Linked DNA regions of Mus musculus: region 2 is linked to region 1. The links are chromatin contacts, found by Hi-C or POLR2A ChIA-PET in ENCODE. All regions are on one chromosome and are shown on one strand. Each heading gives the region's core, a stretch centred on a gene start or an enhancer-like site at or near the end of the contact. The rest is flanking DNA. Distances are from core to core; before and after follow the strand shown.

Evidence for each region. Hi-C counts contacts between places; a loop is a spot of excess contacts on that map. ChIA-PET counts read pairs that join two places held with the same protein, here RNA polymerase II (POLR2A).
Region 2: a loop to region 1 is called in a map of adrenal gland, with 2.0 times the contacts of the local background. The contact joins the promoter of Iqcn here to the promoter of Pgpep1 in region 1. A Hi-C loop is called at or near these places in 8 of 37 maps with a recorded cell type or tissue (CH12.LX, T-helper 2 cell, adrenal gland and 4 more). POLR2A ChIA-PET finds 5 or more read pairs at or near these places in 5 of 5 experiments (Patski and embryonic stem cell).

Annotation. Positions count from the first base shown.
Region 1 is chr8:70,657,429-70,662,580 of GRCm38, reverse strand. Pgpep1 (pyroglutamyl-peptidase I) reads left to right here and starts at 2,843. Exons shown (of 5, transcript NM_023217.4): 1 at 2,843-2,971; 2 at 5,101-5,152. The coding sequence starts at 2,938.
Region 2 is chr8:70,700,016-70,705,508 of GRCm38, reverse strand. Iqcn (IQ motif containing N) reads right to left here and starts at 3,484. Exons shown (of 4, transcript NM_001370847.1): 1 at 1,938-3,484. Jund (jun D proto-oncogene) reads right to left here. Exons shown (of 1, transcript NM_010592.5): 1 at 4,893-5,493. The coding sequence ends at 5,426.

The DNA.
Region 1 (5,152 bases), core at 1,594-4,093:
TTTCACTACCTCTGATGGGTGGTGAGCTAAAAGGGAGGTTAAAGCATTTAAAAACCATCTTTAAAAATAAAATTAGGCCGGGCAGTGGTGGCACATGTCTTTAATCCCAGCACTTGGGAGGCAGAGGCAGGCAAATTTCTGAGTTCGAGGCCAGCCTGGTCTACAGAGTGAGTTCCAGGACAGCCAGGGCTAAACAGAGAAACCCTGTCTCGAAAAATAAATAAATAAATAAATAAATAAATAAATAAATAAATAAATAAATAAAAAAAATTAGGGGGCTGGAGAGATGGCTCAGCAGTTAAGAGCACTAACTGCTCTTCTGGAGGTCCTGAGTTCAATTCCCAGCAACCACATGGTGGCTCACAACCATCTATAATGAGATTTGATGCCCTCTTCTGGTGTGGCTGAAGACAGCTACAGTATCTTCATATAAATAAAATAAATAAATCTTTAAAAAATAAAAAAATTAAACAAATTAAAGTTACATAATTGATTGCAGCCTTCTGGGTACCTCTGGATTATGAGTGTGTCTCTGGGTGTATTGGGACCTGGGCTCTTAGATGTTCCAACCATCCATAAGGATGCCAGAGCTCAAATAAGCTGTGTTGAGTGTGACTTCCAGCCTGGGCTTGTACACAGGACTCCCTGGTATCAGGTCCAAAGGAAATTATTTCTCCAAGCCCCAAAAGGCAGTCCAGCTATCCAGAAATGAGTTCAACCTGGGCTATGGGAAGATTTCTAGCAGTTAAGTAAATGCTGGATTTCCTCAGGATCTTGGAAATTATTTCCCATCTACCAAAAGGAGTCATTTCTTACTCTTACTTCAGGCAGAAGGAACATATGGCTACCAGTGGTGCCTATCAGCAGACCAAAGCACATGCTGGCCTCCAGGCTCCCTTAGTGTCTCAAGTAACTGTCTCTCAATTCACAGTTCTCGCTAGCCCTTCCTGTCTTCTTCCCCAGCCTAAACTCAGTCCAATGAGGGCCCCCATCTACTCATTCTCCTAATTACCCTGCATGTGCTCTTGCTCTCTCTCTCTCTCTCTCTCTCTCTCTCTCTCTCTCTCTCTCTCTCTCTCTCCTATTGCCCCTCCCCCAACATACTATGGATCCGTTTGTCTGTTTATATGCTATGCAGTCAGAGGAAGGGTTCTTGGCTGTGCATGGGAGCCAGTGTTCCCCCAGTGTCCCGGAACATGGAGGGTCATAACTGCTTGGAACAAGATGCTTGTGGCTCAGTAAGGCCCCACCCTGCCTCTGCAGACACAGATAGGGGGCTCTGTTTTCTCCTGGTGTTTTTGCAGAAATCACAATAGAGGATTACAGGGTAGGCAGGGGATGTCCCAGGTACCCAAATGGTGGTTGGGCACCAGGTCAAACACCAGCCTTCAGCAAAAGGCTGCCTTGACAGGCTAACCCTAAAGCAGCTGAAGTGACACACACCATAGTAACAAATAAGATTTTTTAAAGCCGAGCGTGGTAGCGTATGCCTTTAATCCCAGCACTCAGGAGGCAGAGGCAGGCAGATCTCTGAGTTCGAGGCCAGCCTGGTCTACAAAGTGAGTTCCAGGACAGCCAGGGCTATACAGAGAAACCCTGTCTCGAAAACACCAAAAAAAAAAAAAAAAAAAAAAAAAGATTTTTAAAAATATGAAACATTAGAAAAATGGGACCTCCTTAAGATGAGCCTAAACGATGTCCAGGTAGGGGATGGAAAAACAGCGTCCTTAAAAGGAGATGACAGTCGGAGAAGGACTGCAGGAGGAGGAAGTCTGGGCAGTGAACAGCTAGATGTGCAGGTGAGCAAAGGCTCTGGGGTAATAAGGTGCAACCTGGAGCCAAGGAAAGGAAGTATTCCAGTTAGCCATGTTGGCAGAGAGTCAAAGCTCTTCCTCCTGCGCCCCTCCCTCAGCTTTCTGCTGAAGTGACACTTCTGTCTTCCTCAGAGCCATGCCTCGGTGTCCTTGTTTGTAAACTGTGATGAGTGAACACAATCAAATTGTTCCCCCGCCCTATGTCTTACAGGAAGAGAAACTGAGACTGAGAAGGTTGGAGCGGAGCACACTCCCATTGCCCACTTACGTGTTGGAGGCACGTTTAAAATTCAAGTAGGGGGAGGGTCCTGGCAGCGAATAGGCGTGGCCAGGCAGGGGGACCAGGGGAGATGGCCTGGGCTGGTCGATACTTGGGGCGGGGCATGGCTCCAGGTACCTTGTGAGCCCTGCGGCCACAGGGAACCTGGCGGTGGTAGACTGGGGGCGGAGCCTAGATGGAGACCCGGTATGCATGCCCAGCTCAGTGTTTTCAGTGGCATAAAGGGAAGGGGGGTCGGGGTCGTTGCCCTAGGTGGGTTCAGGGCGGAGTAGATTTTAGAAGGAAGAAGTTTCAGAGAGCATGGCCTGAGCCAGGGATGTCATGGGTCGCGGGTGTGAACGTGGACTGCGGCCTGGCCGAGGGGCATTGGAAGGATCTGCACTTGCGTGGGAGTAGGCGGAGGTACATGACCTGGGCCCAGTTGTTTTAAGGATGGGTTTGGGAGTGTCTTGGGAGCTTGGGACCTGGCTGGAGCGTGACCCCGACCTGAGAGTTTGGAAAGCTCCAGGCGTGTGATTCTTGGGGGCGTGGTGGGTCCCTTACAGGACCTGGAGGAGGGTCTTTGGAAGACTGGGGGCGGGGTTGGCTAGGGGTGTGGTTTCTAGGAGGCGTGGCCTAGGAATGGCCTGGCCCGGGCGTTGGGGTCCAGGGTGTAGTGGTGCGCTTGGGGCTCGGCGGAACCCGGGGGGCCGCGCAGGGGAGCGTACAGCTGGTCGGGGGCGTGTCCGGGGCGTGTCCGCGCAGGCCCAGCGTTAGGGGGCGGGGCCGAGCGGCCGGGCGGGGCTCGGGGGTCCGTGTCCGCTCCAGTCCCTACAGCCAGGATCCTAGAGAGTGCATTCCACCATGGAGCAGCCGCGGAAGGCGGTAGTGGTAACCGGTAGGTGCATCTGGACCGGGGCGGCGGGGCAAGTGTTCGCGGTTGCCAGAGGTTTGCAGTTGTCGCCGCCCGCGATAGCACCGTTCGGTCCTGGTAACCTGGAAAGTCCGGGGTCACGCGGCCGGGAGTTCGGAGTGCGCGGGGACTAGGGTGCAGACAGGTCACCTCGCGTACTGCAGTCCCTCCCTGCCTCTTCAGAGCTCTGGCATGTCCCCACCCGCTGACCCCGGGGACAAAGGCGGGTTTACGGCCAGGAAAAGTCCCAGTGACATACGATCCGCTCAGCTTCTGCTCCTGGCACCTTGTATTGTTGGAGGGGCCTGCAACCCGGTTTGGGGCAGGTGTTGGGCCTGGAGTCAACCTGACCCCGGAATGACCCAGGGACTCTAGAGACCAGCTCCTACTGTCACCAGCACCCCCGGAAGCCAACTGTTCTTATTTCCAGGCCTTGGAGGAGGGCACTCGGGTTAGCCTCTGCCCTGAGAGGCCACAGGGAGTGAGCCAGGAAAAACTCCCACTCCTACAGGTGTTTTATAACTGAGAAAGGTTGGGACTTTCTCCCTGCTGTTCCCTGCAGTACAAGTGTGAACGACAGTGTCCCTGATCCATTGGAGCATTCTGGGGGTGGGGGTGTTTATTTGGTTGGTTGGTTTATTAAGATAGAGTCTCATTCTGTTGCACTATCCTGCTGACCTGGAACTTAACTCTGTGACCAAGGCTGGCTACAAACCCAGGGTGATGATTTAGCTTCAAACTTCCAAATGATAGGGTGAGCAGCATGTGCCACCATGATGAGATGCCCCAAGATGTGTCCTCTACCTGCTGTCCTGAGGTATGGTGGCTCTCTCTTAACCTCTTAACACTGGCAGCAGGCTCTTACCACCTGAGTTACACTAACCCAGGTTCTTAGATGTGTGTGTGTGTGTGTGTGTGTGTGTGTGTGTGTGTGTGTAGAGGTTAACCTTGGGTGTCATTACTCAGGCTCCATCCACCTCTGTTTTGAGAAAGTGTCTCAATTTAGGACGCATTCAGAGGTAGCATTTTTCAACCTGTGAGTCACGACCCCTTTGTGGGCCAATTGACCCTTTCACAAGGGTCACCTCAGATTGTGGGGAAACACAGATTTTTATATTATGATTCATAACAATAGCAAAATTACAGTTATGAAGTAGCAAAAGAGAGAAAGAAAGAGAGGATGGCAGCATTAGGAAGGCTGAGAACCCCTGCTCTAGAGCTTGCCAGTTAGGCTAGACTAACTGGCCATAGCGCCCCAGACTGCCTGTCTCTGCTTCCTCAGCCCTGGGAATACAAGTTTGTGCCTCCTCACCTCCGGTATATGGTGCTGGAGAGCTGAACTCGGGCCCTGTGTGGCAACTGACTGAGGTATCTTTCCAGCTGTATTTATTTATTTTGAAGCAGGGTCTCATGTAGCCTGGACTGGCCTGAAACAGTCTTGGAGTCTGGGTCTGCACCATGGCACCCAGAGGCCAGTGGGCTGGTTTTTGTTTTTCTCAATTTAACTTTTCTTGGCAACCCAGTGGCTAGAGAAGGAGGCCGAGTTACCCATATGGGATAAATCCCAGCCTCTTCCCACTCCTGCTGTGTGACCTGGTAGAGTCAGCCCCCTCTCTGCGTCACTTCTTGCTCATGACAGTTAGGCCCTGGAAACCCTGACTTCAGAGGGAATGGAGCCAAATGCCACAAGGCCTTGGAGGTCTGTCTTGGTCAGAGATAGGACCTGGAGGTTGAAGGTTGAACTGACCAAAAGCAGAAGCAGTCTGGTGTCCACCCAGCCTGTCCTGGAGACACCCCCCTCCCAGTCTCTGTGAGCTAATCTTAAAGTAGTGGTGGTCCACAGCCCCACCCAGACAGTGATAGAGTAGTTGGATTTTGGCTGGAGAACAGAGCATTGAAGAGAGAGGCTAACTAGGTCCTCCCAGGTGTGAGGACCCAATTGGGACAAGGAAGCCTGTGCCTGTCACCCCAGGACTCAGCAAGTTGAGGCCACAGCCCATAGCTGGGGCATACCAGGAAGGACTGGATAAGAAGCTAGAATAGGGGTGTGTCTGGGGATGAGATTTCAGAACTCAGGTAAGAAGAGAGAATAACTTCTCTTTTCCTGTTTTCAGGATTCGGCCCTTTTGGGGAGCATACTGTGAATGCCAGCTGGATCGCTGTCCA
Region 2 (5,493 bases), core at 2,235-4,734, 42 kb before region 1:
ACATATGTGACTATTTTCCCTGTGTGTATGTCTGTGCACTGGGTGTGGTACAGTGCCTGTAGAAGCCAGGGGAGTTGGTTGTGAGCCCCCGTGTGGGTGCTCGGAACTGAACCTCTGGAACAGCAGTCAGTGCTCTTAATCTGAGCCATTTCTCCAGTCCATTTTATCATTTGATTTCATTAACCATTATTTGTAGTGTTATTATACATCTCTACTAGCTAGTTTTATGTCAACTCGACATAAGCTAATCATCAGAGTAGGAAACCTCAACTGAGAAAACGCCTCCTTCCATATGATTAGACTAAGCCAAGTGGTAGAGGCCAGCCTGGTCTACAAAGTTAATTCCCAGGACAGCTAGGGCTACCCACAGAGACCATGTCTCAAACAAACAAACAAACAACAAGAAAAGGAAGGCTGAGCAAGCCATGGCGAGGCAGCTGTAAGCAGTCCCTTCTGTGGCCTCTGCATCAGCTCCTGCCTCCAGGTTCCTGGGCTGTGGGAGTTCCTGCCCTAACATCCCTCAATGGGTGTGAAGTGTAAGCCTGACAGACCCTCCCCTTCCTAATTGCTTTCGGGCATGAAATTCATCACAACACAGAGACTGATGAGGACACTGCTGTGTGCATGCAGGTGTCCCCAGAGGTCTGAGGATGGCTCCTGGAACTGTGATTACAGAATGTTGTGAGCCTCTGGGCTCTGGAAACCATTCAGGTCCTCCATAAGAATAGCCCTGAGCCCCTCTCAAGCCCCGTGTGCACCACACAGGAACAGGCAGAGGTTAGAACAGCTCAGAACTACAGTACCATGTTGGCCAGACTAGCCTGAGAACACAGAAAAGCTGTGTGGAGGTAGGCAGGTCTCTGTGAGTCTGAGGCTACATAGCAACTTCCAAGACAGCCAGGGATATACATTGAGACCCTGTCTTATGCAACAACAACAACAACAATGAAAAACCTCATGTTTATAAGCCAGAGCTGTGGAGGTAAAGGCAAGGTCCCTGGGACTGGCTACTCACTCTGTCTTGACGAACTGGCCACTGGCCAGTGAGAACCTATCTCAAAAAACAATATGGTGCCAGGCATGTGGTGAGGAGGCAGAGGCAGATGGAGTTCTGTGAATTCCAGGCTAACCTGGTCTACATAGTAGCACCCTGTCTAATAAAAATGAAAGAAAAACCGAGTTCCAGAAGTGCGGTTACCTGTCCACGGTCACTACAGGGTCCACAGCAGAACCTGGCTCGCTGACTCCAGTCAACAAGGGTGACCACAGCCCTCTCCTTCAGGACAGGTCCCAGGGATGTCCTCGGTCCTGGAGCGGTCACCGTGTCCCCCAGGCCCTCAAGACACCCCTGGCTTCAACAATGAGCCAGCATGAGGTCAGCAACTGAGCCCCCATTCTGTGACCTCTGCAACCCAAATTTTCATCCAAATCCCAGAACACTCATGTGTACAGAGACACCTGTGAGACAAAACCCCAGCATGCTAGGAGGAGCTGTCAGCAGGCTCACAATCAGCGATTGTCATCAGACCATGATGCCCATGTCACAGGGAAAGTGGGGCTTGGACCATGGGGAGCACAATTCATGGTAACCCCACCTACACAGTAAGTTCAAGGCTTCCCTGGGCTACATAAGGCCCTATTTAAAAAAGAAAAGGAAAGCCACCAGGTGATACAGGGCCTGATAAGAGTTCAGAGGGGGAGAAACAGGGTTATGGTGTGGGGATCGGAGAGGAAATGGAGGGGCACCAGGGCAGTGGTCTAGGGATGCCTGTGAGCACATCTCTGAGACCCCTCTGCTCCATCTTAGTCACACAGAGCAAGCCCACCCTACCTTGGTGCTGGAGAAGGAAAACAGGCTCACAGGGTTGGTGCCCAAGGGACAGTACCATCATGGCTTGAGGGACCCAAATACAATCTCTAAGGGCCTAGCTACCTACCGCAGTCCAGAGAATGCAGACATTCTTGGCAAGAGCTGGGTGACAGAGTGTGGTACCCCCACCAGCCCACTCACCTATCCCCAGAGCTGAAGCCACCAGCCCTGACAGCCAGCCTTGGGAACCGGGGCACCCAAATGTCTTTATGACTCCAGGTGAGTTCCGACCAATCCCCAGCAGCATTTAGGGGAAAGGGTTCTAGAGCTTGGAACTGGGGCCCCTGACAGGACAAGAGGATCTGAGCTGTCCTGATGGTCCAACAGGGAAGGAAAATTAGGGCTCTGAGCATAGAGCTAGCCTTCCCCCCTCTTGCCTTGTGTTTGGAGGGAGTTCTGTCACCACCTGACATAGCTGCTGAGCCTCCAAGATGTCCTGGAGACATCTCCTGGAGGGCATGAAAAGACACGTGCAAAGCTTCATATGGCCTGCAACAGTCAAGCACCGAGAGTTTATGGATTTTGGTGAGTTCCAGGCCAGCCTGGGCTGCATATGGAGACCCTGTGTAGAAAAAAATAAAAGGTCATGCAGTGTGAGCCACAGCCCTAGGAGGGGGCAGATGGAGTGAAGCCAATGTTCTGGGCCACCTCCCCAGGCTGGGCTCATACCCAGTGTGAGTCATAGATGCTCCAGCCAAGGCTGACACACACCTTGGCCTATGCACAGCAGGCTCAAGCCAGAACCACTTCGCCTGGCCAAGGGGCTACTAGAACAAGGCCTCTATGCAAAGAGCAGACATACAACCCTGTGGCTTTTCCCTGCCTCTCTCCTCTGTCCTTTAGCTGTTGTGAGCACTTCTAGTGAGCCTTTTGTTTCTTTGGGCACCTAGATATGGTGGTCTTAGCCCATGTGCTAGATGAGACTCAGGGAAAGAAATGTACTTGAATTGCAGAGCCAGCCTTTCAATGCTGGGGAACAGAACTCTGAGCCCAGGCCCCCTGGGCACATGATGTGCTCTGTCAAGAGTCCTTGGTGTTTTGAGATAGGCTCCTTATATACCCCAGGCTGGACTGAAACTCATGGCCCTTCTGCCTCTACATTGCAAGTGCTTAAGTCACAGGCTTGCAGGGCCCAGCCTGGCTCTGATCAGCTGACTGGAAACACTCCCAACATCAACAAAACCTCATTGGGCCGCTGTGGTGGCACATGCCTTTAGTCCCAGAGGTGGGAAAAACTGAGTTCGAGGCCAGTCTGGGCTATACAGTAAGACATCATCTCAAACAACACAAATCTTTATAAAGATCCAGATTCCATCTAACACTACAAAAGCAGAACACTGCAGACACTGGTGTACATGGTATCCCAACATTTCAAGGGCCAAAGGAGAGGTCAGAGTTCAAATTTCTACTATGCTGTTCACAGCCTGTAGAACAGGTTTCTGGGCCACTGCTGTGTAATAGGGGTACAATAATCTTGGCCCAGCTGGGCAGTGGTGGCACACACCTTTGATCCCAGCACTTGGGAGGCAGAGGCAGGAGGATTTCTGAGTTTGAGGTCAGCTTGGTCTATAAAGTGAGTTCCAGGATAGCCAAGGCTACAGGAGAAAAACCCTGTCTCAAAAAAAAAAAAAAACCCACAAAACAACAATAATAATAATCATCTTGGCCCTGAGAGGGACAGGGAAGAGGGGAACCAAGATCAGGACACCCCCTTTTCAGAGCACATAAGATAGAGGCCCACAAAGGAAGAGTATAGCTTTCATAGCTGCTGCAAAACTCCACCATGGTACCCAAGCTGGAACTCTTATGTGCCCGAAGCTCAGGAGAGTGCCTGCCCAGGAAACTCAGCCCTGGGCTCCATCCTCACACTGTATGAACTAGATTGTCATCCCAGCATCCAGGGAACCTATGTTCAAGCCTTTTCATTACTAGCTTTAGTCTTACTAGACAGGGTGTGTAGCCTGGGCTGGTCTAGGATTGAGGAGTCTCCCGCCTCGGCCTCCCAAATGTTAGGATGATGCCAGAACCAAGCTGGACCCACAAGAGTTCCATTCAGGGCGGGCAGGCAGGCACTCAGCAGCTGTCTAGGGACACCTGCCACCCACTGGGACTTACCATGTGACCTATCACCCACAGTGACACCCTGAGAGCCTCAAGACCCAGGGTCTCAACAGCAGTGGCCAGGGCTGACAGGAAACTGTATATATAACATGGGGGAGGGGAGGGGAGACGAGACCTAGGGTCAGATGTTCCCACTGGGCTGAGCTGGACGACCTTGATTAATCTGCTCTAAGCCCAGGGCACTGAAAACGGAGATGAAACAGGCAGGTGTGATGGCACATACCTTTAACCCCAGCACTCAGGAAGCAGAGGCAGGGGGAGCTCTGGCTGGTCTGCATAGAAAGTTCCAGAACAGTCAAGACTACATGAAGTATCCTTGTCTCAAAAATAAAGATGCTATGTGACTCAAGACAATTGCTTTACTTCGCTGAATATTGTTTCCTCAAAATAGAGCAGGTGCTGCGAGAAGGGGGCGTGTCAGGGAGATATTTAAATGCACCTACATGATTCTAGGCTCCCACATAGACTTGCAGAGAAGGCTCTGGGTCTGAGGTACCCTTTGAAACCAACAAAGGCGAATAAAATCTAGTGAGCACAGGCTGCAAGCCCAGCTCTTTTCTGTATGGATGAATCCCGGAGGCCCCAAGCTTGTAAGCACTTCCTTCTGCCCCTTCCCATGTAGTCACTCTTCTTCCTAAAGGATATACCAGCTAAATTGATAGGCTAGTCCAGGATTGCGTCCTGGTGCCACCTGGACCTGGGCCGACAGCGTGCACCTAGGTGGCGCTCGCTGCGCAGCAGATGTGCAGGCACGGCCCGCGCCCACGCCGCGTTCCCCCCCCCCAGGGGGGGGGGGAAGAAGGGGAGGAAAGAGGTTAGAGGAGGAGGGAGGGGGATGGGAGAGGGCTAGCCCCGCCCACCCTCAGCCCAGGCGGGGGAAGAAGGAGGCGGACAGCCAAGCTGGCGTAACGAAGACTTTACTGAAAACACAAAACCGGCGAACCAAGGATTACGGAACAGGAATGTGGACTCGTAGCAAAACAAAACCAAACAAAAAGAGAGGGGATGGTGTCGGGAGGAGAGAGAGCGGGGGGGGGGGGAGGGGAGAGGGTTTTTTTTTTCTTCTTCCCGTTTCTTTAAAAAACCAACACAAGGAAACACACACTCAACACGCAACCAACGTTTGTTCCCGAGTAGAAACATAAATAGGGCGGAATCGGACACTCCCGTTCTCTCTTCCAAAAGGCAAAAAAAAAAGGAAAGGCAGAGCGTGAGGCTGCGCGCCCCTTAGAGCCCCTACTCGGAGGTACAAAGGGGCAGCCACGCGCAGGACTGGGGGTAGAGAGGCGGCGCGAGGGCGGGGGTCGTGCGCTCGGGTTCCCCATCCAGAGTTAAGGGGGGTCCGGCTTGTCGAGTCCGGGGGCACCGAGTCTCGAAAGAGTCCGGGGCGCCCCCCCACCGCAGCTAGTCCGCGCATGCGCCCCGCGCTCGGGCTCAGTACGCCGGGACCTGGTGCTGGGGCAGCAGCTGGCAGCCGCTGTTGACGTGGCTGAGGACTTTCT